Linked DNA regions of Homo sapiens: region 1 is linked to region 2. The links are chromatin loops, found by intact Hi-C in ENCODE. Cell type or tissue: Caco-2. All regions are shown on one strand. Links, peaks and the distances in the headings refer to the core of each region. The heading gives the core; the rest is flanking DNA. Region 1 overlaps COLGALT2 (collagen beta(1-O)galactosyltransferase 2). Region 2 overlaps COLGALT2 (collagen beta(1-O)galactosyltransferase 2).

Region 1 (11,286 bases), core at 1,670-9,669, 52 kb before region 2:
GTTTCTTCTCCCAGCCAGGGGCAGCTGTCACCTGACAGCAGTAGTCCTCTCCAGGCCAAGTGGACTTCGTTTATTGTTGGGCCCAGGCCCTCAAATCCTGCTGGTGATAGAAGCACAGCCTGTGGAACAGGCTAGATAGGAGCCCAGGATGGATGTACAGTGAGCACTGGGCTGGCTCCCAACCCAAACTTCCACTAGTCTAGTGTTTGCTTTCAGTAGCAGCAAAATGGAAAAATCATAATCTTCAAAATGGTGTGAGGAAGATAAAATAGGAGCAAGGGGTGGCATAGCTAGAGGGTTTAAACTTTGTCATTCAAAGGCTGTACTTGGAAGAACCTTATAAAGCAATGAAAATTTCTGCCAGAGAAGCATTAGGCCCAGACTTTTAGACCTGTGGGATATTCCCAACTACACCTAAGGATTTGGCCTTGCAACTTTACCTGCAGATTATAATGACTATGAGATTCAGGGAGTAAGAAGCAGGAAGCAGGGCATTTCATGGGATGTTATATTTCTATGTGATTTCAACTGACTTTCCTAATAATCAAGAGACCCAGAATAATAGTTCAATAAATATGTAAATTAACTTGGTGTGACACGAATGTGCTGGGGAAAATTTGATTATCTGCATATATGAAAATGTGAAATTGGGATATATTAGTCATCTCTAGAAATGAAAGAAAATGATGCTTTAAGTACATCATAAGAACAAAGTAACAAACTGGAAAATAGAGTTAAAAAATTATACTGCATGCAGTATATAAAGTCAAAAAGATGGAAACTATGAAAGAGAGGTTTAGACATATGGAAGAAAACATGAGAAGCTTTAATATATGCTTGTTGGAATTCCAGAAGTATATTTTTAAAAGATTGAGGGATAGACAGTACTTGGACATAATATGGGTAAGAATTTTCCAAAATCTATAAAAGATACCAATCTTCAGATCCAGATTCCAATGAATCTCAAGCAGAATAAATAAAAAGAAAGCCACAACTTGATGCATCATAGTTAAGCTGAAAAATATTTATTTTATTTTTTTTAAAAAAGTAGAAGACCTTTAAAACAGCAGAGAGAAAGGATAGATTACCAAAAAAGAACAACATAGTACAGGAGACTTTTCAAGAGCAAATATCAAAGCCAGAATAACATCTTTAAAGGACTGAAATAGGCCTGGCGTGGTGGCTCACGCCTGTAATCCCAGCACTTCGGGAGGCCGAGGCAGACGGATCACGAGGTCAGGAGACCGAGAACATCCTGGCTAACACAGTGAAACCCCGTCTCTACTAAAAAGAAATACAAAAAATTAGCCAGGCGTGGTGGCGGGCGCCTGTAGTCCCAGATACTCGGGAGGCTGAGGCAGGAGAATGGCGTGAACCCGGGAGGCAGAGCTTGCAGTGAGCCGAGATCGCTCCACTGCACTCCAGCCTGGGCGACAGAGCGAGACTCAGTCTCAAAAAAAAAAAAAAAAAAAAAATGGGGGGCTGAAATACACTGTCCTCTTAGAATTGTACACCTAGCAACACTTCCTTTCAATAAGGAGAGTCAATTGGAGACATTTTCAGATAAACAAAAATTGAGATAATTTACTAGTAGGTAAAGAATCACCTAAATCCATGTACTTCAGGGAAAAGGTAAATAATAAAGACTTAAGATGCAGAAATCTATGATGAACAAAGAAAATGTTAAACACGTGGGTGGATCTTAAATTAATTGACTTTATAAAATGAGAACAATACTGTGCAATTTAAGGGATTACAAAATCAAGATAAAACTAAAATATGACGTAACAATATTTCATTTGGGATGGGGGTGACTATAGTTAAATCATTCTAAGTTCCTTGTATTGATTTGGAGAGGGTAACATTTTTATTAAATTTAAACTTTGTCAAGTTAGATATACACATCTTATTTTTATGATAGCCGTTAACTACTGAGGGAGAAACATAAAATGAGAGGAAAACATCTCAATCAATCAATCAATAAGTTAAGAAAAGAAAAATTGAAAAAAAGTACCACCACTGCAGAACATATTTTCTTCTCTGACACACATGGACCTTTTACAAAAAATAGACACATAGAGGCCAAAAAACGAGACTGAAAAGTTGAAAGGAATTGGCATCATATCACATTCTCAGAATATATCACAACCAGACGGAAACCAAAAGCAAAATAACTCAAAAATTGCCATGATTTGGAAAATAAAAGTCACAATTATAAATAAGTCAAGGATCAAGGAAGAAATAATAATGGAAATTTAGAAGGCCTTGACTTTTATTTTACTAAATAAGCTAAGAGGTGAACTTAAGACATTTGCGGGTAAAAAAACAGAATAAACCCAAGGAGACAAGGAAGAAAATAATGCATATAAAGACAGAAATTAATGAAATAGAAACTGAAGATATCAAAGAGGACTAATAATCCAATATATGGTTCTATGAAAAGAACAATAAAATAAAATCCTGGTAAGACTGGTCATACAAACAGTATAAAGGATGAAAAGGAGAATACATAAATAATGATGTAACTAATATTGAGAATATAAGAATGCTATAAATACATTTATACTAATAAATTTGAGAAATTAGGTAAAATATTTAAAATTCTGAGAGAAATACATATAACAGTCTGACTCATGAAGAAAGAAATCCTGCACGTTTTTATAAACATTGAAGAAATTGAGTCAGTAGTTTAAAATCTTCCCCCAAAGAAACCATTAGGCCCAGAAGATTTTATAGGCTTTATATATTATTTCATGAAAAGATCATTCCAACATTATATATACTCATTGAGTGATTAGAAAAGCAGGGAATACTTTTTCCAATTTATTTCGTGAGGTTAACATAACGTAATACTAAAATCATATGAGGACCGTATAATAAAAGAAAATACTACCTAATTTTACCCATATACATAAATGTAAAAATCCTAAGCAAAGTACTAATAAACCAAATCCGACAACATAGCAAAAAGATACTGCATTGAGTTGAGTTTACACCAGGAATGGAAAGTTAGCTCAACATTAGAGAATCTACAGATGCATTTTATCATATCGACAAATTAACGGGAAAAAGCCATATGTTCATCTCAATAGATGCAAAAAGTGTTTTATTTCAGCAATCATTCGAAACAAAACTCTCACCAAGAAAATTTTCTCAACCCAATAAATGCTACCCACAAAACAAAACAATAAGAAAAGCCAAACACCAAAGCAGACTGTAACAAATATCATATTTGATGGTGAAATGCTATAAATAAAGGAAGTAAAAGGTTAAAAATTAGAAAGGAAGAAGTAAAGCAATCATTATGTATGTATGTAGATATGATTATCTACAGAGAAAATGCAATAGAATTTGCAGATAAATTATACAAATTGGTAGAAAAATATAGCAGAATTCACATATGAAAGTCAACTGCATTTCTGTTAGATACCAACTGAGTATCTAACAGATACTCATTTATTTAAAAATATTATTTATAGTAGAAACCAAAAATGTAAGGTACCTAAGAATAAATCTAACAAAAATAATATCTTTATGAAAAAATTCTGAAACTTTATTAAAAACATTAAGGAAGGCCAAAATAAATGTGGAGACATAGATGTACATGGAAAGGAAAAATTGATAAAGATAATGATTCTCTCCAGACGATTAATTTAATGCAATTCTAATAAAAATCCCAAGAGGATTGTTCATGCACTCTGAGATGCTGATTATAAGATTTATTTGAAAGAACAAAGGACCAAGAATACTCAAGTCATTCAAAAAGCAAAACAATAAGATGAGGGGACTTTCTATCAAAAGACATCCTAAAAATAGTGGACAAACAACCCATAAAGTGGGAAATCATTTTTGCAACCAACAGAGGAATAGTATTGAGAATCAACCAACCGACAGAGAAATAATGTAGAGAATCAACGAAGAACTCATGAATAAAAGAGAAAAATCAAAGAACCTAACAGAAAAATGGGCAAAAATACAAACAGGTTTCACAAAAGAGGAAGCACATGAATGACCATAAATATATGAAACATTCCACCACCTGATAAGTAATAAGGAGATGCAGATAAATACCACAATAATGTATCGTTTCTCAGCAGCCAGGTTGGCAAAAATTTTAAAATCTGACAACATTCTAAGCATTGCTGGGAATATATATGCAATAGACACTTGCATATACTGCTCCTGGGACTATCAATTGGTGCAACTACTTTGAAGACAATTTGGCATTCCCTAGTAAAGTTGAACATATTCAGACCTATGACAGATCCAGGAATGCCACTCCTAAATGCACTATTGTTCATATACAGCAGGGGATACGTGCAACAAAGGTCATAGCAGCATTGTTTGTAATTGCAAAAATCTGGAAATATGCTAAATGTCCACTGACAGTCAAATAGATCACTAAATTATAGTATAATAATACAGTGAGGTATTACAGCATTGGCAGTGAATTTATCAACTACAGATAAAAGTATCAACATGTGTAAGTTTTAAGTCAGTGTTAAGCCTACAGAAAACACATGTAACATGAATCTATTTATATAAAGTTCAAAAACAGCCTAAAGTATAGTTTGTTTGGGGTTATATACATATGTAGTGAAACTATAAAGCAAGCTTGTCCAACCCACGGCCCATGGGCCACATGCAGCCCAGGACGGTTTTGAATGCAGCCCAACACAAATTTGTAAACTTTCTTGAAACATTATGAGGTTGTTTTTGCAATTTTTTTATAGCTCATCAGCTATCGTTAGTGTTAATGTATTTTATGTGTAGCCCAAGACAATTCTTCTTCTTCCAGTGTGGCCCAGGGAAGCCAAGAGATTGGACACCTCTGCTATAAAAAATACTAAGGGAATTAATAACCAAAAATTCAGACTAGAGATTATTGGCCGAGAAGGAAGAGGAGTAACTAGGGAAGGCACAAAGCGGACTTCAAAGAAATCTACTTCTTAAGCTAGGTGGTATGTACAAGGGTTCATTTATCATTCTCTTAAACGTCTATATAATCTTACATGGTAAAATTTATAGTAAGACATATAACAATTTATAATGTCTTACTATACAGAATACTGTGGGGGGAATCTTTTTTATTTTATGTTTATCTTCACAACAACTCCGTTAAGCAAAATGTGGTTTTTTTCTACAGAAAATGAACTTGAGAAGTAAATTGATTTACTTGAAATTCCATGCTAGGTTGATGGTGGGCTTGTGGCCAGACCTTAAGCCTCTTGTTCTATAGAGCTTTTTACACTGCCTGCCCCTGATCCACGCCATGAATTTGTTTATTCATTTATTCATTTGTCCATTCACTCATTCACCTCATGTGTATTGACCCCCTTCCTGACTCAGGCACTATACCATCGAAATTCTTTCGATAAGCTCAAAAATGTAAAAAAGCCTAAGTAGTTAATATTTTGATTGCCTGAGTGGCAGTGCCCTCTGGGTGCATATTCACCCCATTTATAATAGGTCATTTCCTCAACCCATGTAGTATTTACTTTCTTAGAGTCTTGGACACCTGCTGTATGTCCAGACCTTCAGTTTCTGTCAGTAGGTATTTCTCACTTGAGAGAGAACTGCAGGCTTCTCCAGTTAGCACCCTTGCCCTGTGTTTAGAGAAGGCCACTGCACTGAGGTTTTAAGGCAGATAAGCAGTGTCAGCTGACAGGTCCTCACCTCTAGGCAGGCCTTTGTTCACGAGGTGGGGAACTTAACAGAGCCTGCAGGAATGTCAAAACATTTACTTTTGTCTGAGGATAGATAACTTGGCAGAAAATACCCCTTTTCAGAGCTCCAGAGTCCAAAAAATGTTTTGAGCTAGGTCTCCTTATTGCATCTTCATGGAGTTTTCTGTCCATTTTGTCTTATCAGTCCTGAGTTTTAGATGTCTTTGTTCAGCACTGAAGCCCAATCACTGTCTACACCTTTAAATCGCCTTGTCTTTAGATGGGAATTCCAGCTTCTAAGGATTCTAAACATTATCACTTCAGCTTTCTGCCTTCTCTTTTTCATATAGATTTTCTTCTGTTAGCCTGAAGGGATCACAGGGTGATTTCCCTGAGGGTTTATCAGAGGTGCAGGGAAGGGGTGGGAGAAGCCTGTGCGCCTCCTCCCCAGCATGCGGGCCAGCTGTGGTCCAGTGCAGAGCTGTTTATTTCCTAACATTTATGGCCTGTCTTTCATGGGCCTGGCAGCGTACAAGGCATTGGAGGTCAAACCAGTTGGGACAAGACTAGAAAAGAATACTATAAGATTTAAAATACAAGAAACACAAGATTCGTTTACTTAGATAATTCAGGTAAAAGAGTTTAAAAGAACAGAGCTCAATAAGATTGAAAAGTTAAAAACACGTATTACAGTTGAGATTGAATATAAGGACAATAAATAAGGAGTAAAAAGGAGTAAAAATATAATAATAAAATGGGGTATACGTAATTTTTAAAGTAAAATGTAAGATTCAAAAGGAGAATAGGATAAGATGACAAATTAGAATACCCCATAAAAGTGCAATTAAAGGGATAAAGAAAGACAATAAACTTACATGTATTAAGGTAATTGGAATATTTTAAGTAAATTGGGATATTAAAGGGAAAAAAATGTGAAGAAAAACCAAAGGTTTCCTTAGAAAAACAAATAGTCAAACCAAAAAAAGAAAAAAAAAATACACACCCGCTGGAAGCAAACATACAAGGTAGTATACAAGAAGCCCTTGAGCGCTTGCTAGCCTGACGTGGCTCTGGCTTCCGGAGGCTGCGCCTCCACTGGCAGAATGTCCTGCTTGAAGAACTCTCTGGAAGCTGCCTAGGGATTTCTCCTGTTCCTCTCCCTCCAGCCACTGCTCACTCAAGAGGATGTTTATTTTACTGAGTTTGACACGTTTGTTGTATTCCACTTTGCTAAGGTTTTAAGATTTTTGTTCATCTATGTTCAGACATGACTATATGTGTTTTGAACTGTTCATTATAGGTTTGGAGTTCAAAAATCACTTTTGCCAGTGGTTAGATTTTTTAAAAATGTTTGGTTGTTTGGGAGATTTTTTTCTCTCAATCAGGGCCAAATGCCTTTTATTGGATTATAGCACTTATTTCTTTCACTGATGAAGTACTTACATTTGCAATTTTCTTGCTACAAGTTTGGAAATTTTATGTATTCAGAAATGACTATTGATATGTATTCATGTTATTGTTTTTCTTCTCTTTGTTTTTTTTCTAATGTTTATTCTTTTCATAGGTGATTTCTTAGTCTTTACAACAATGCAAATGTGGAAACTAAGGCTTATAGAGATGTTAAGTAATTTAGCCAGGATTAAATAGCTGAAGGGTTTCAAAAGTCACTTCACCATACCGCCTTCTGGATAAAATCTAATTTATCTATAGGCAGTATAGTCAAATACATTTGGCTTTATTTTCTATTTTTAAAAAATCTGACTAGATATAGGATCCTTGATTTTATGCCAGGTATTTTGTTATTACTCCCCATAAGACCTTACCAAAAAGAAATCTCTTCATTCCTTGCTTTTGAAAATTCACCTTTAATTTGCAGGTTAAGGCCAGGCGCAGTGGCTCACACCTGTAATCCAGCACTTTGGGAGGCCAAGGCGGGCGGATTACCTGAGGTCAGGAGTTTGAGACCAGCCTGGCCAACGTGGTGAAACCCCGTCTCTACTAAAAATACAAAAATTGGCCGGGCATGGTGGCACGCCCCAGTAATCCGAGCTATTCGGGAGGCTGAGGCAGGAGAATCGCTTGAACCTGGAAGGCGGAGGTTGCAGTGAGCTGAGATCACACCACTGCACTCCAGCCTGGGTGACAGAGCAAGACTCTGTCTCAAATAATAATAATAATTTGCAGGGTTAATTAGGCTTGAATCGTGGATCCATTACTTACTAGCTTTGTAACTATTTTCTCATCCATAAGATACGGAGAATACCTACTTCCTAGGATGTTGTAAGAATTAAAGGAGAGGCCAGGTGCGGTGGCTCATGCCTGTAATCCCAGCACTTTGGGAGGCCGAGGTGGGTGGATCACGAGGTCAGGAGATCAAGACCATTCTGGCTCACACGGTGAAACCCTGTCTCTACCAAAAATACAAAAAATTAGTAGAGTGTGGTGGCGGGTGCCTGTAGTCCCAGCTACTTGGGAGGCTGAGGCAGGAGAATGGTGTGAACCCGGGAGCTGGAGTTTGCAGTGAGCCGAGATCACACCACTGCACTCCAGCCTGGGTGACAGAGCAAGACTCTGTCTCAAAAAAAAAAAAAAAAAAAAAAAAAAAAAAGAATTACAAGAGAAAATGAGTGTGACTTATTTTACTGAATCCTTGTCTTGAGTGCTACCTTGTACCAAAAGGCTTCTCTTCTGTCTTCATACACATAACAGTCCTGATGAAAGTTTTGGTTCCTTTTGGATCCTCTGCTGAAGAAACTTGGGTCAGTGAGTTCAAATCTAGCTCTGGTAATGCCTAATTCCCTCTCTAAACATCAGGATGTGGGAATGAAAATAAGAATTTTAACAGCGACATGTTCTGAAATAATTTACAGAGGCAATTGAAAAATTAGGAAATTCTGGGGACATGAACTTTGAATGTTGGACATTGTTGGCTTCCTTCACATGGCACCTCCAAAAGAACATGGTGGCAGCTAGAGACTAAAGTATGCCTTAGACATGGCCTGACCTGGGGCTGGGGAAGGAAGGGTGTTCAGAGCTGCCCTTTGGTCTACTTGTTCCTCAGGGAGTCATTGGGTCCTTTTTTGGGTCTGAAAGGGAGGTTGCAGCCTTCTCCCTGCATTGGCTGGAGCTGGACTCTGTTTATAATGGTGCATACCAAATCCTCTTGCTGGATTTCTAATTTGGCTTAAAAGACACACCCCAATGAAAGCCAGAAAGAATTACTCACCTGTTGCCATATTTACCATCTACCACAATTATATTTGCTTGAACCTCTGTCCTGGCCAGATATTTCCTGGGTGCTGCCTTCAAAGCAACTGATTGCATTCCCCACTTCCTCTTAGATAAGTTACTGGGCTCCCCTGGAGCCTTCAGCAGCTTAATACCAAACAGCATCTGATTCCTTCCTGTTTCCAGAGCCCACATGAAAGTCAAACTTTCCAGATATGGATTATGAAAGAGAGAGGAAGTACCCCAAAAGTCATTTTGTCTTCTTTATCTGATTGTGTATTTCATTTTTACTGGTGAAAAATACATGTTTTAAATATTTAGAGTTTTCTTGTAAAAAGTGAGGATGGCATTTTTGCATCTAGTTATTCATTTAGCAACCCTTTACCCAGTGCTGATGCCAGGCACTGTCCTGGGCTTGAGGATACAGTGATGAGCAAAGACAGACATATCCCTGCCCTCATGGAGCTTATAAACCATTAGAGGAGAAATACATTATTGAGTACCATAGAAATAAATGTAGAATTACAACTCTGATAAGTACTAGAAAGAAGAGATACATGATCCCAAAAACCATATAACTGGGGGATTTTACCCATTTGGGGAGGTTGGGGAAGGCTTGAGCACCTTGGAAGTCTAGAGCCCAGTATCCGTGTCCTACCTTCCAAAGTCACCAGATGAAATCTGGAGCAAGCTTTTAAAAAGCTAGTGCATCAGGCATCCTTTCAACTGATAACTCTATTCACAGCAAGAGCAAAGATTCTTAAACCTATCTGTCAGAGACCAGATAAACAACTTGACTGAAAGTTTTGAGCAATATTAAAGAGGACAGTCAATCAATCATCATTAGGTGCCATTCATTCTTTAAGACATCATTGAAAATTATGAGTGCTTCATTGACTATATTTCTGAGGCATGAAGATGGCTCATGACCCATGGGGACTCTAAGCTGACTTAAATGATCTGTGGTCGCAGCAGTTTTACTGATAACGTGAAGCCTACTGATATACCTAGCACTTTGAAGACAAAGTTAGAATTTACCCTCTACTATCTTTAAAAGTATTTCCTTCTGTTTTAAACTTCACTCCAAAGGACAGCTTCAAAATAAGCCTCTTAGAGTAGTGGTAGATGGGACATCATGAGTCCAGCTGTCTGACTTATGTCTGGCTCTAATTCTTACTACCTCTGAGACTTTGGACATGATGTGTCACCTCTCTGGACCTGATTTTCCTCCTCTGTATAATGGAGATAGTAAGAATACTACATCATAGGGTTGCTGTGAGGATTAAATGAGATGTTGCTAGAGTTCTAGGTCAATGCCTGGCCAGGAGTGAGCACTTAGCTGAGGTTTGCTCTCACTGCTCCCCTCTCTGCAGAAGAGCAGTGAGTAGTAAAGGCAACAGCAACACATCTATATGCTGTGTATTTATGCATGCTCCTCTCCCAGGAGCAAGTGACAAAGCCACACAGACCCTGGGAATGTTAGGAGCACACGGTGTTCCTTCCCTCTGACAGTAGTTTTCCAGAATAGAAATGGAAAAAAAAAAATACCATCAGAATAGCCTCCTGTTTGCCCTGACACTACGACTAAGTAAAATAACTCAAGACTCCTCAAAAATATGACTTGGGACTCTTCAATTTACTGTGGGTGTGAGTATAGTTTATGAACATGTATCTAACACCTGCCAAACTGTAGTCTCCTGCAACATTCCCCCACCACCGCCATGTGAAGGAACCACAAATGAAGTGATATGGGAAGACCAGACTGAAAATTTCTCAAAGCAGGTAAATTCAAAGCAAACATTTGTCTCTCCCTCCTGAAATGGCCAGGAGTGTTGTTCCTGGAACCAAGACAACAGGTATTGGATAACAGTGACTGACTGGGCTGACATTTTTTTTTAGTCAGGGCCAAGTTGTCATTCTGGGATACTCTGTGGGAAAACAGCTTTGAATTCAGTTTGTAAATTTATACTTTTTCTCTTTGTTCACATTTCTAGTCCAGCTTTCTCAATGGGGAAACAAATACTGTAGCAGAGAAAAGTGTGATGGCTTTTTAAAAAAATCAAAATGATTTATATGCATCTAATATTGTTCTATTACAGATTTGCTGCTGCTTTTCATTAAGTAATAGACCCTTAATAAATATAACCACTTTATTTTTGTTCGTGTCATTGATTTATACAAGCATTTATTTGTTCACTTAGTCATTCAACAAGCACATGTTAAGTGTTTACTTTGGACACATGATCTGGGAGGTACAAATGAAGTTATGAAGAAAATGGGTGGGAATGTTAGAAATCACACCTTTCGCAGAAAACCCAGACTATGTGGCAGCTGCACCTGCGGATGGAATTGGAACTGAATAAAATAGGCCAGCACATGATGTATATTTTGA
Region 2 (10,713 bases), core at 2,536-10,535:
AGTATTATTAAATTTTTTTGTAGTTACTATAAATGGGATTGCTTTTTCTATTTCTTTTTCAGATTGTTGTTAGCATATATAAATGCTAATGATTTTTGTGCGTTGACTTTGTATCTTGCAACTTTACTGAAGCTGTTTATCAATTCTAATGGTTTTTTGGTGGCATCTTTAGGTTTTTCTAAACATAGGATCGTATTGTCCTTTGACCTCTTAAAGAGTAGTTTTTTAAACTTTCCTATTTCAAGAGAAGGGAGAACATATTTATCAATGAACATCAGAAAAACAAAGAGAGTTAAGTCACTACGAAGAGTTGAGTTTTGAAAATAATTCAGTTTGAATTAGTATCATTTACCTTAAACACTGATGTGAGATAGAAATGAATTTTCACGACAGTTCTTCCTATCTTTTCCACTCCTTCTTCTATCTAAAACATTTACTAAACTTTTCAAACAGCCTAAAAGAAGACTTGAGTAATTTATGTGTCTTTTCCCTTTTCCTTCTTGCATTAGATTTTCATGATAAACCTCAAACGCAGAAAGGACAGGCGGGACCGGATGCTGCGCACACTGTATGAACAGGAGATTGAGGTCAAGATTGTCGAGGCTGTGGATGGAAAGTGAGTTGGGTTTCTTCTCCCATTGCAGATGTGATTGGAGTGTGGATGTGTCTTCTCTGACAGAGAGTTAGTCCCAGGTGGGGCTCTAAGTCTCTTCGGTCATTAGAGGATAGTCTTATTTTCAAAACGGCCACCTGTAGTAGCATTTAAGTTAATTTCATCCTGTAGAGCAGGCCTGAAATCCACTCACCAGCCAGTGGTCTTTGGTCTTCATTACACTGAAGGCTCACATTGGATGTGATTGTCCCGTCTCTGGGGGTTCTTGCAACAGTTGTGGTGGTTTTCAGCCTTCTGTAGTGTAACAGAAGGAATGTGTTCAGAATTGTGTTCAGAGCTGAATTAGAGCATAAAGTGCTGAAACTTGGTCAATCTGAAGAAAATAGATGGAAAATGCATAAAGGTGTACATTTCCTGTTGCATGAGATGCCTGCCACAATCTGCCTGGACCGATCATAGTGGCCACTTTTCCTGGAAATATGGCAGGAAAGTAACACAGGGAACCTAGTTAGATCCCTTCTTTTTTTTTTTTTTTATTTTGTTCAGCTTTGCCCTTTTATTTGACACCCTAAACTATTTCAAGGCATAGATTTTTATAAAATGTGCCTTTCCATGTTATATGTTGGTTTAGAATATCAGTAGCTTTGTTTTCTATTTGCATAACTCCAACTAAGGAGTATGGCTAGCAGCTGTTGAAGTTTTTATGACTCCCTTAGAGAATCTCATCAGTGTTTCCCAAAGTGTGACCTGGACACTCACATCAGAGTCCCCACGGATGGTTAAGGGGACAGCTCCCTCAGTCCCATCTCAGACCTGCTGAATTATGCTCTCTGAGGCTGGACCCAGGATCTGCATTTAAGAAGCCTCAAGGTGATTCTTAGACAGGATTGCCCCATAAAATACTGGATAGCCAGTTAAATTTGTCCCAAACATCACATGGGGCTTGGTTATACTAAAAAATTATCCATTATTTATCTGAAACTTAAATTTGACTGAGTGTTTTGTGTTTTTCACTTCCTAAATCTGTCAGCCCTATTCTTGGGTGCAGTAGAGTTTAGGAACCACTGCTTCAAATACCTCCAAGAACACCAGTCCCATTCATAGACCACATGGACCAGGGAAACTAGTTGAGTAGTGAGAGTTCTTTATATATCCTGGATGCAAGTCCTTTATCAGATATGTAATTGTCAAATATTTTCTTTAACTTTATGCATTATTGATTGTCACAATTTCATGATGGTATACATTGAAGCAAAAGAGTTTTTCATTTTGATGAAATCCAATTTATTTTTTGTTCTTGTTGCTAGTAATTTTAGTGTCATACCTAAGAATCCATTGTCAATTTCAAAGCCATGAAGATTTACTTCATGAAATTTTCTTCTGAGAGTTCTACAGTTTTATCTATTACATTTAGGTATTTGATCTATGTTGAGTAAATTTTTGTATATGGCATGAGGCAGGGATCCATATTCATTCTTTTGCACATGGTTATCCATTTGTCCCTTCACCATTTGTTAAAAAGACTTTCGTTTCCCTCGTAGAATTGTCTTGGCACCATTGTAAAAAGCCAGTTGCCCATAAATGTAAGGATTTATTTCTGAACTCTCTATTTTATTTGATTGATCTATATGTCTATCCTTATGCCAGTACTATACCGTCTTGATGACTGTAGCTTTGTATTTAAGAAGTATGAGTCCTTCAATTTTGTTATTCTTTTTCGAGTTTGTCTCAGCTATTCTGGGTCCCTTACTTTTTCCATATGAATTTTAGAATTAGCTTGTCAAGTTCCACAAATAAAGAAAACGGCAGCTGGGATTTTGATAGGAATTGCATTGAGTCTGTAGATCAACTGGGAGAATATTTCCGTGTTAACAATATGAAGTCTTCTGATTCGTAATCATGGAATGTCTTTTTATTATTTAGATCTTCTTTAGTTCTTTGAATGATGTTTTGTCATTTTCAGTATACAAGTCTTGCATTTATTTTGTTAAATATACTCCTAAGTATTTTACTCTTTTGATGCTATGGTACATGGAACTATTTCCTTAGTTCTATTTTCAGATTGTTCATTGCTAAATGAATAAGAATACAATTGATTTTTGTATATTGATCCTGTATCCTGCAACCTTGCTGAACCCTTTTTATCAGTTCTAATAGTACTTTTTCCTTTGTGTGTGTATATTCCTTAGGATCTTCTACATACAAGACCATGTCACATGCAAGTAGAGATAGTGTTATATGTTCCTTTCAAACCTGGATACCATTTATTTCTTCTTCATGTCCAACTACCCTTGCTGGATCATCAAGTACAATGTTGAATAGAACTGTTGAGTGCAGTTTCTTGATTTGTTCCTGATCTTAGAGGGAAAGCATTCAGTCCGTCACTGCTAAGTATGATGTTAATTGTGGGTTTTTCACAGATGGCCTTTACTGGGTTGAGGAAGGTCCCTTTTAGTCCTATTTTGTTGAGTATTTTTATCATAAAAGGGTATTGGATTTTGTCAAATGGTTTGTCCGTGTCTATTAAGATGAACATGTGACTTTTGCCTGTTAATATGGTACGTTACTTTGATTGGTTTTCACATGTTAAACCAAACTTGCAACCCTGGGATAATCCTGGGACCCATTTGGTCATGCTGTATAATTCCTTTTATAAATTGCTGGATTCTCTTGCTAGTATTTGCTTGAAGATTTCCACATCTATATTAATAAGTGATATTGGTCTGCAGTTTTCTTATAATGTTTTTGGTTTTGTATCAAAATAATATTGGCTTCATAAAATCAGCTGGGATGTGTTCCCTCCTCCTCTTTTTTTTTGGAAGTTTGTGAAAGATTCGTGTTAACAATTTTTAAACATTTGGCAGAAACCCCTAGTGAAGCCATCTGGTTCTAGGCTTTTCTTTATGGAAATTTTTTTTATTACTAATTAAACTTCTTTTCTTGTTATTTATTTACTTTCTATTTCTTCTTGAGTCAATTTTGGTAGTTTGTACCTTCCTATCAATTTGTCCATTTCATCTAGGTTATCTAATTTGTTGCCATACAATTGTTCATAGTATTATCATATAATCTTTTTTACTTTCATAAGGTCAGTAGGAGTGACCCCTCTTTCATTCTTGACTTTAATAGTTTGAGTTTACTTTTTTTTAATTCATCAGTTTAGGCAAATAATTGTCAATTTTGTTGATCTTTTCAGAGGACTGACTTTTGGTTTTGTTGATTTTTCTCTATTGTTTTTCTATTCTCTAGTTCATTTATTTGTACTGTAACCTTTATTATTTTCTTCCTCCTGTTTGCTTTGGGTTTAATTTTCTCTTTATCTAGTTTCTTAAGATGGATGGGAGGATTATTATTTGAGATATTCTATTTTACTAGAGACATTTGCAGCTGTAACTATATCTCCAAGTACTATGTTAAGTGTATCGCATAAGTTTTGGTATGCTGTGTTTTCATTCATCTCAAAATATTTTCTAATTTCCCTTGCAATTTCTTCTTTGACCCATTGGTTAGGAGTGTATTGTTTAATTCCACATTTCTGAATTTCCCAAGTTTCCTTTGGTTATTGATTTTTAATTTCAAACCATTGAGGTTGGAGAACATACCTTGTGTGATTTCAATCCTTTTAAGTATACTGACACTTAATTTATGACCTATATGGTCTTTATGGTCTAAAAAATGGTATTTCTTAGAGAATGTTCTATGCACACTTGAAAGTGTGTATTTGGCTATTGTTGGGTGGAATGTTCTATAGATGTCTGCTAGGTCTGATTATTTTAAGATATTATTCAAGTCTTCTGTTTCCTTGTCTTCCTCCTGCCTAGTTCTATTATTGCAGGTGGGATATTGATGTCTTCCCCTATTATTGTTGAATTGTCTGTTTCTCCTTTCAATTCTTCCAGTTTCATGGTTCTGAGGTTCTGTTAGGTGCATATGTATTTATAATTGTTATGCCTTCCTGATGGATTGACCTTTTTTTTTTGAGATGGAGTCTTGCCCTGTCACCCAGGCTGCAGTGCAATGGCACGATCTTGGCTCACTGCAAGCTCCAGCTCCCAGATTCACACCATTCTCCTGCCTCAGCCTCCCAAGTAGCTGGGACTACAGGCACCCACCACCATGGCCGGCTAATTTTTTGTATTTTTAGTAGAGATGGGGTTTCACCGTGTTAGCCAGGATGGTCTCGATCTCCAGACCTTCTGATCTGCCCACCTCGGCCTCCCAAAGTCGTGGGATTACAGGCGTGAGCCACCACTCCCGGCCCAGATTAACCTTTTTATCATTAAAAAATGTCCTTCCTTGGCTCTAGCATGAATTTTGTCTGAGATTTATTTTGCCCAATATTAGCATAGCTCTGCCAGCTCTCTTGTCATTGCTGATTATATGGTATATCTTTTTCTATTCTTTTACTTTCAACCTATTTTTGTCTTTTAATCTAAAGGCTGCCTCTTATAGATACCACATGGTTGTATTAATTTTTAAAACTTACTATGCCAAATTCTTCCTTCATTGCAGTGTTTTATTCATTTGCCTTCACTACATTTTTTTCCAGATCCTTAAGGTCAGCCAGAGGTGAGAGACTAGGGACTTCTCAAGTTTTTCCTGGGCGTGTGGACAGCCCTGAATATGCCTGGGGCCTTCTAGATTCTCAGGGATATTTTGGAGCAAATCAAACTCCCTATGGACCTCTTATTCCTTGGTTTTTCCTTTTAAGTTTTTTGGTGGGCTTCTTGTTAGCATCAGCTGATAATGCTTCTCAAACAGCTGTAATGTTAAACAGTTGTTGCTCATGGGTTTTGACAAATGACCTGCAGATAGTGCTGTTCACAGAAAATGAACTCTGAGTCAGGTCAAATCAAGACAAGCTCTGAGAATGTAGCTTTTCAAGGAGCTACTAGACAGGTTGAATAGAGATTATTTTCTGGGGGCAGGTCTTTAAGGGAGTCTCAGTCCATTTTGTCCCTGCCAGTGGCTTCTGGGTTGGTGGGGTTTGCCGCTCTCTTAGTTGTGAGGCTACTGGTTTTCAAGGCTTTTGTAGGGCTGGGGTGAACAGGTTAGGATTAGGGCAGCTGTGAACTTCACAAAGCTCACTGTGTTAACAGAGATTCAGCAGTAGGTCTTGATCAAACACTCCTTGGATTATTGCAGTACTTTAACTAATTTCCATAGGAGTGTACTTATTAAATCTTGTCAAAAAACTGATGATGCTTAGAACTATGTTGGGCACTATGAGGGATACACAAAAATATGATACCCTCTTGTCTTCCCAGACCTCATAATACTAGTGTGACACATTAGCCTGGAGGAACTTCTAAGGAATAAAGGGAAGCCTCTCTGTCTTTGTCTGTGTGGGGGAGGGGTGTTTGCAGAACTAACTCTCTCTTTCTCTGGCCTTTGTGGTGGGGACCTTTGACTTGTTAATCTCCAGACGTGTTTTATGTGATGCAGGGCACTCAACACAAGCCAGCTGAAGGCACTGAATATTGAAATGCTGCCTGGCTATCGAGATCCCTATTCCTCCAGGCCTCTAACAAGGGGTGAAATCGGCTGCTTTCTCAGCCACTACTCAGTCTGGAAAGAGGTAAATAATGCTTTATTCAGATTGCAGTTTTATGATGAGGAGAAAGGAAAGCAGGCTATCGTAGGTGAGTTAGGGCCAGATGTAAAGTGAGCCCGCAACTGTTCTGGAAATGTGCATGAGAGCTGCTCCTGCCTTGTGTCTCCCTCTGACCCAAGACCAGCAACAAAGGGGCAAGGAGGAGTAGCTTTGGTGCCACTTGGGGTGGTGACGGGGGAGACACCCATGTCCTGTGTGCCACACTCTTATTAATTCATTATCATCATTAGCAGGAATGCCTTCTATTATACCTATTATGACATCACTTATTAAGTGATTTTATACAAGAAATCACACAGAAGTCATGTGAGGTGGGTTGGGAAGGACAGACCACCTTTACCGAAGAAGAAATTATTAAGTAGCTTGACCCGGTAAGAAGTGGCAGAGCCAGAAGTGGAACCCCTGTCTTACAGATCAAGACATATCTGGAGCAGATATTGGTGTGTGGGGTTCCTGATAAACAGTCAGTTTCCACAACCAAAAAGAAAGTCCCTGAAGAAAGGCCCCTTGAACACTTTCTCTTTTAATGATCCAGTCTATGCCTGCCTTTGTTTTCTTTAAACTTTAAGTGAAATGTGATAAATAGGTATAAAAAGATATAGATCAAAAGATACAGCTCAGGGAAATTTCACAAACCAAACAACACACCCATGTTAATCAGTACACAGATCCAGAAGCAGGTAACCAGCATCCCACAAGCACCCCCCCACCCCGTACTGCCTTCTGGTCATCAGTCCCCAAGGGCAGTCACCATCCTGACTTCTAAAGGCATTGAATAGCTTTACCTTTGTTTGTACTTTCCCTTATATGAATGGAATCATGCAGTATGTGTACTCTCCTAACATGACATTTAGGAGATTCACCTATAACGTTGCGTTTAATTGTGATCATATATCCTCACTGCTGTGAATATTCCAAAGTTTATTATCTATTCTACTGTTGATGGCCATTTGCTTAGATTCCAGTTATGAATCTGTGCTACTAGACTCGTGACTTTTTAATACTTATTTATCTAATAAAAATTGGGTTTCAAACTTTTCATAGGGTATCTTCCTACTGATGACTTTTGCAGGTAATTGATCGAGAGCTAGAGAAGACTCTTGTAATTGAAGACGATGTGCGTTTTGAGCATCAGTTTAAGAAGAAGCTGATGAAGCTGATGGATAACATTGACCAGGCTCAGCTGGACTGGGAACTGATGTGAGTGACAAGATGATCTTACGAGAGGGCTCTGAGAGGCACTCAGTCCTTTCCAATGCGCAGAGAGCCCCACCTCCACAGCCAGTAGGAGATACAGCTTAAGCTTCCACTTATCTAGTTTTCTTTCCATAAATGTTCTCAGAAATAAAAATGGGTAGAGGTTAGCCACTGGATTTTGCATCCTTCTACTCTTCAGGGTGGGAAACTGTGGAAGATTGTCTGAGACCTGGAGTCGGCCTGCAGATCAGGGACCTTCAGACAGAACCAAGGTGTGGCACTGAGCACTTACTTAGGAGCACAGCAGAAATCCCACCCTCAATTAACGTGGCACATGGAGTGGGTGTGAAGCTGGAGAAGAGGCCATTTATTCAAGCTCTAAAGTCCTGTGTCATATTTAAGACTCAGCTCCCGGGACAGCAGGTTGCCTCTGCAGCTTCCGAGAAGGTGGGAGGTTAGAGGGTCAGCCAGGGAGCTCCTCTGTTGGGAAATGGGGCTGCACAAACATGAAGAACATGGACAACTAGATTTGGGGAAGGGTCTGAGGCTGATGCAGGAAAACCAGGCTCACCAAGGGAGTGCTGGCTCTGAGCTGACATTTAGTTAATGTTCTTTGTCTACTCTCTGGGAATTGAGTGGCTTCTGCTTTTTTCTTCCCTTCCCTTTCATTTTTCCTTCCCTTCCCTTTCATTTTTCCTCTCCCTCTCTCCCTTCCTCTTTCCTTTTTCTTCTTCCTCCTCTGCCTCCTCCTTTCTCTCTCTCATTTTCTTTTTAAAACAAATGACACTTTCAATTTCTCTCCAATGAAGCAGAAAGTTCCCAAGCATTGTGTTTGCTCCCAGCTGTGTGTCAAAGGCAATTCATCAACTCTGAGCCTGCTTCTTTGGAGCAGCTGCAGCAGAGGAGCTGTCCCTGCTTCTCCCACCCACAGGCGGTATTTAACTGTGGGCCCAGGTGGAATACTTGTTCCCTCAGAAAATGGGCCACTCTGAGCTCAGAAGAAACCTAGCAATGGCTCAACTAATGCGTCACTGTGTAATAAGACACCTATGCCCTGTCAGATTTCAGTCATGTGGTCATGTGGTTTGGTTTGGCATTCTGCACAGTCCCTTGAGATCACTGTTTCTTCCTATATCCTCCAGAAGTCGCTGCACTTCAGCCTTTCTCAATGGATGGCTCCGCAGCCTGTGGTTAAGGCCTCACAGGCCTGGAAGCTACTTGATGTCCACGTGACTTGTATAAAGGCAACTTCACTTAAGCCTCATAATCACAGAAGACTGAGCCCAGAGAATCTAAGGTTTAGAGCTGGCATACGTTCCCGTTCACATGTAGTTCGGTGGGTGCATTTCTCAGGACAAAGTACCGACAGATGCAAGAAGGAAGAACAGTTGTCTTGATAAGGATACAGGAAAAAAATGTTTTCTAAATTTCACAGGTTGATCAAGTCAAAATATCCCCTTAAAATCTATTATATAGTCTTAAAGAACTGTAACAGTTTTAAATTGTACCTGTTATTTTCTAAAACAAAAAAGAAACAAATGTTACTTAAACCTAAAACATGAAAGGTAATAAGCTGTTCATGATTGCCACATTACATCTTTCCAGGAAAAGAAAATAATAAAAGGGAAGAATAGAACAAGTCATTGGAATCATTGAGGGAGTGTTGTTCAATAGAAATATAATGCAAGCCACATATGTCATTTTCAGTTTTCTAGTAATCACATTAAAAAGGTAAAAATAAATTAGACTAAATTAGTTTTAATACATTTTATTTAACAAAAATATCCAAACAGTATCATCATTTTGGTATGTAATTAATATTTTAAAACCATTAATGACATAGTTTACCTTCTTTTTTTTTTTGTACCAACTCTTCAAAATCTGGTATGTATTTTACACTTAGAACACCTCTCAATCCAGAAGCTAAATTTTCAGCTGTTTAAGTAAACTGGGCTGGGCGCAGTGGCTCACGCCTGTAATCCCAGCACTTTGGGAGGCCGAGGCGGGTGGATCACGAGGTCAGGAGATCGAGACCATCCTGGCTAACACGGTGAAACCACGTCTCTAGTAAAAATACAAAAAATTAGCCGGGCATGGTGGCGGGCTCCTGTAGTCCCAGCTACTCAGGAGGCTGAGGCAGGAGACTGGCATGAACCCAGGAGGCGGAGCTTACAGTGAGCTCAGATTGCACCACTGCACTCCAGCCTGGGCGACAGAGCAAGGCTCCATAAAAAAAAAAAAAAAGTAAACTGTCGTCCTACCAAAACAATGAACTTGTTTCATGGAAAAAATATATATATTTCACACAGCTTCAACATTTAAAATTAAATTAATTAAAGTTAGAGCATTAACTCAGCACCTCTATCACTCTAGTTCCTCTCAAGTGCTCGATAAGAGTTTCCCTTCCACTGGATGAGACACGAGAGAAGCTCAGACTCCGTAATCTGAAGAGAGAGTGGCTGGGGATATATGTTTGTTGTTCTCAGAAGAACTGAAGATTGAACATAGACTTGTTCTACAAATCCTGGGATGCTTTCACAAGGGGGAATCCCTTGAATGTTGAAAGAGATTGTTTTAGGGCAAAATAGAGGAAGTACTGCTTTACCTGGCAGGCAAGAAGGAGGCAACTCCTCAGGTTGCTCCAGTCAAGCCCAAATCAATAGGTTCCGGACAAAAGTAATGGAGCACAGATCCATGGGTAGACTAGGGAAGATGGGAGTGGCCAAAGGTGCATCCTGTGTTGTAGAAGTTGTTCACGGAGGACGGAAGGTGCCTGGGGGGCCTTTCTCAGAGCAGCATGTCTGGGAGGAAGCCTGGCCACAGCTGGACGAGTGTGAGGCAGGAGAATGCCTGTCAGGAGCTGTCATTCATCCTCCCCAAAAGGAACCCCTTAGGGCCACTCTTGGGTTCCCAGAACCTTCACTGCAGACTGACTCTTTCCCCCAGCTTATTTGGTCCTGTGTTTCCCACCAGCACTCGGAGTGCTGTGCAGAAGGCATCCAAGGCTGACACTCTGGGGACCTGAAGACAGCAGCCTCAGGATTCTCCCATCTGGCCTTTTTTTGTGCCTTTCCAACCTCTGTAAACACAGCTGGAAGCCCCATCCCATCTTTAAGAAATGATCTGAAAGATCTTTTAATCTTACGACATCTTACTTTCCGTCTTGAAAACCGTCCACTAGGCAGGAATAGTGGGGGTGTTGATAAATGGAGCTAGCAAAATGGCCCCAGTGATGGCAGATGGCAGTCCTGACTGGCGATTGGATCCACTTTTGGATGTGATACATCAT

What was found. A loop is a pair of places that touch in the nucleus more often than their neighbours do. Peaks named below come from ENCODE experiments on the same cell type or tissue, not always from the same donor. Only the 100,000 strongest peaks of a DNase experiment are listed, where the experiment ranks them.
Region 1: a loop joins it to region 2, with 4 times the contacts of the local background. A loop is called at or near these places in 4 of 110 quality-filtered maps.

What each region holds. Positions count from the first base shown.
Region 1 is chr1:183,991,015-184,002,300 of GRCh38, reverse strand. The region is part of intron 1 of COLGALT2 (collagen beta(1-O)galactosyltransferase 2); the gene reads left to right. Among named protein-coding and RNA genes, the nearest start is that of COLGALT2, 41 kb to the left of the region's middle. RefSeq lists an enhancer at 1-13. In Caco-2, for the core only: no CTCF peak of the experiment used is centred there; DNase peaks (open chromatin) are centred at 5,660 and 6,110.
Region 2 is chr1:183,940,910-183,951,622 of GRCh38, reverse strand. COLGALT2 (collagen beta(1-O)galactosyltransferase 2) reads left to right here. Exons shown (of 12, transcript NM_015101.4): 8 at 510-616; 9 at 6,059-6,191; 10 at 7,300-7,427. Among named protein-coding and RNA genes, the nearest start is that of COLGALT2, 91 kb to the left of the region's middle. RefSeq lists enhancers at 5,138-5,980, 5,981-6,823. In Caco-2, for the core only: no CTCF peak of the experiment used is centred there; a DNase peak (open chromatin) is centred at 6,002.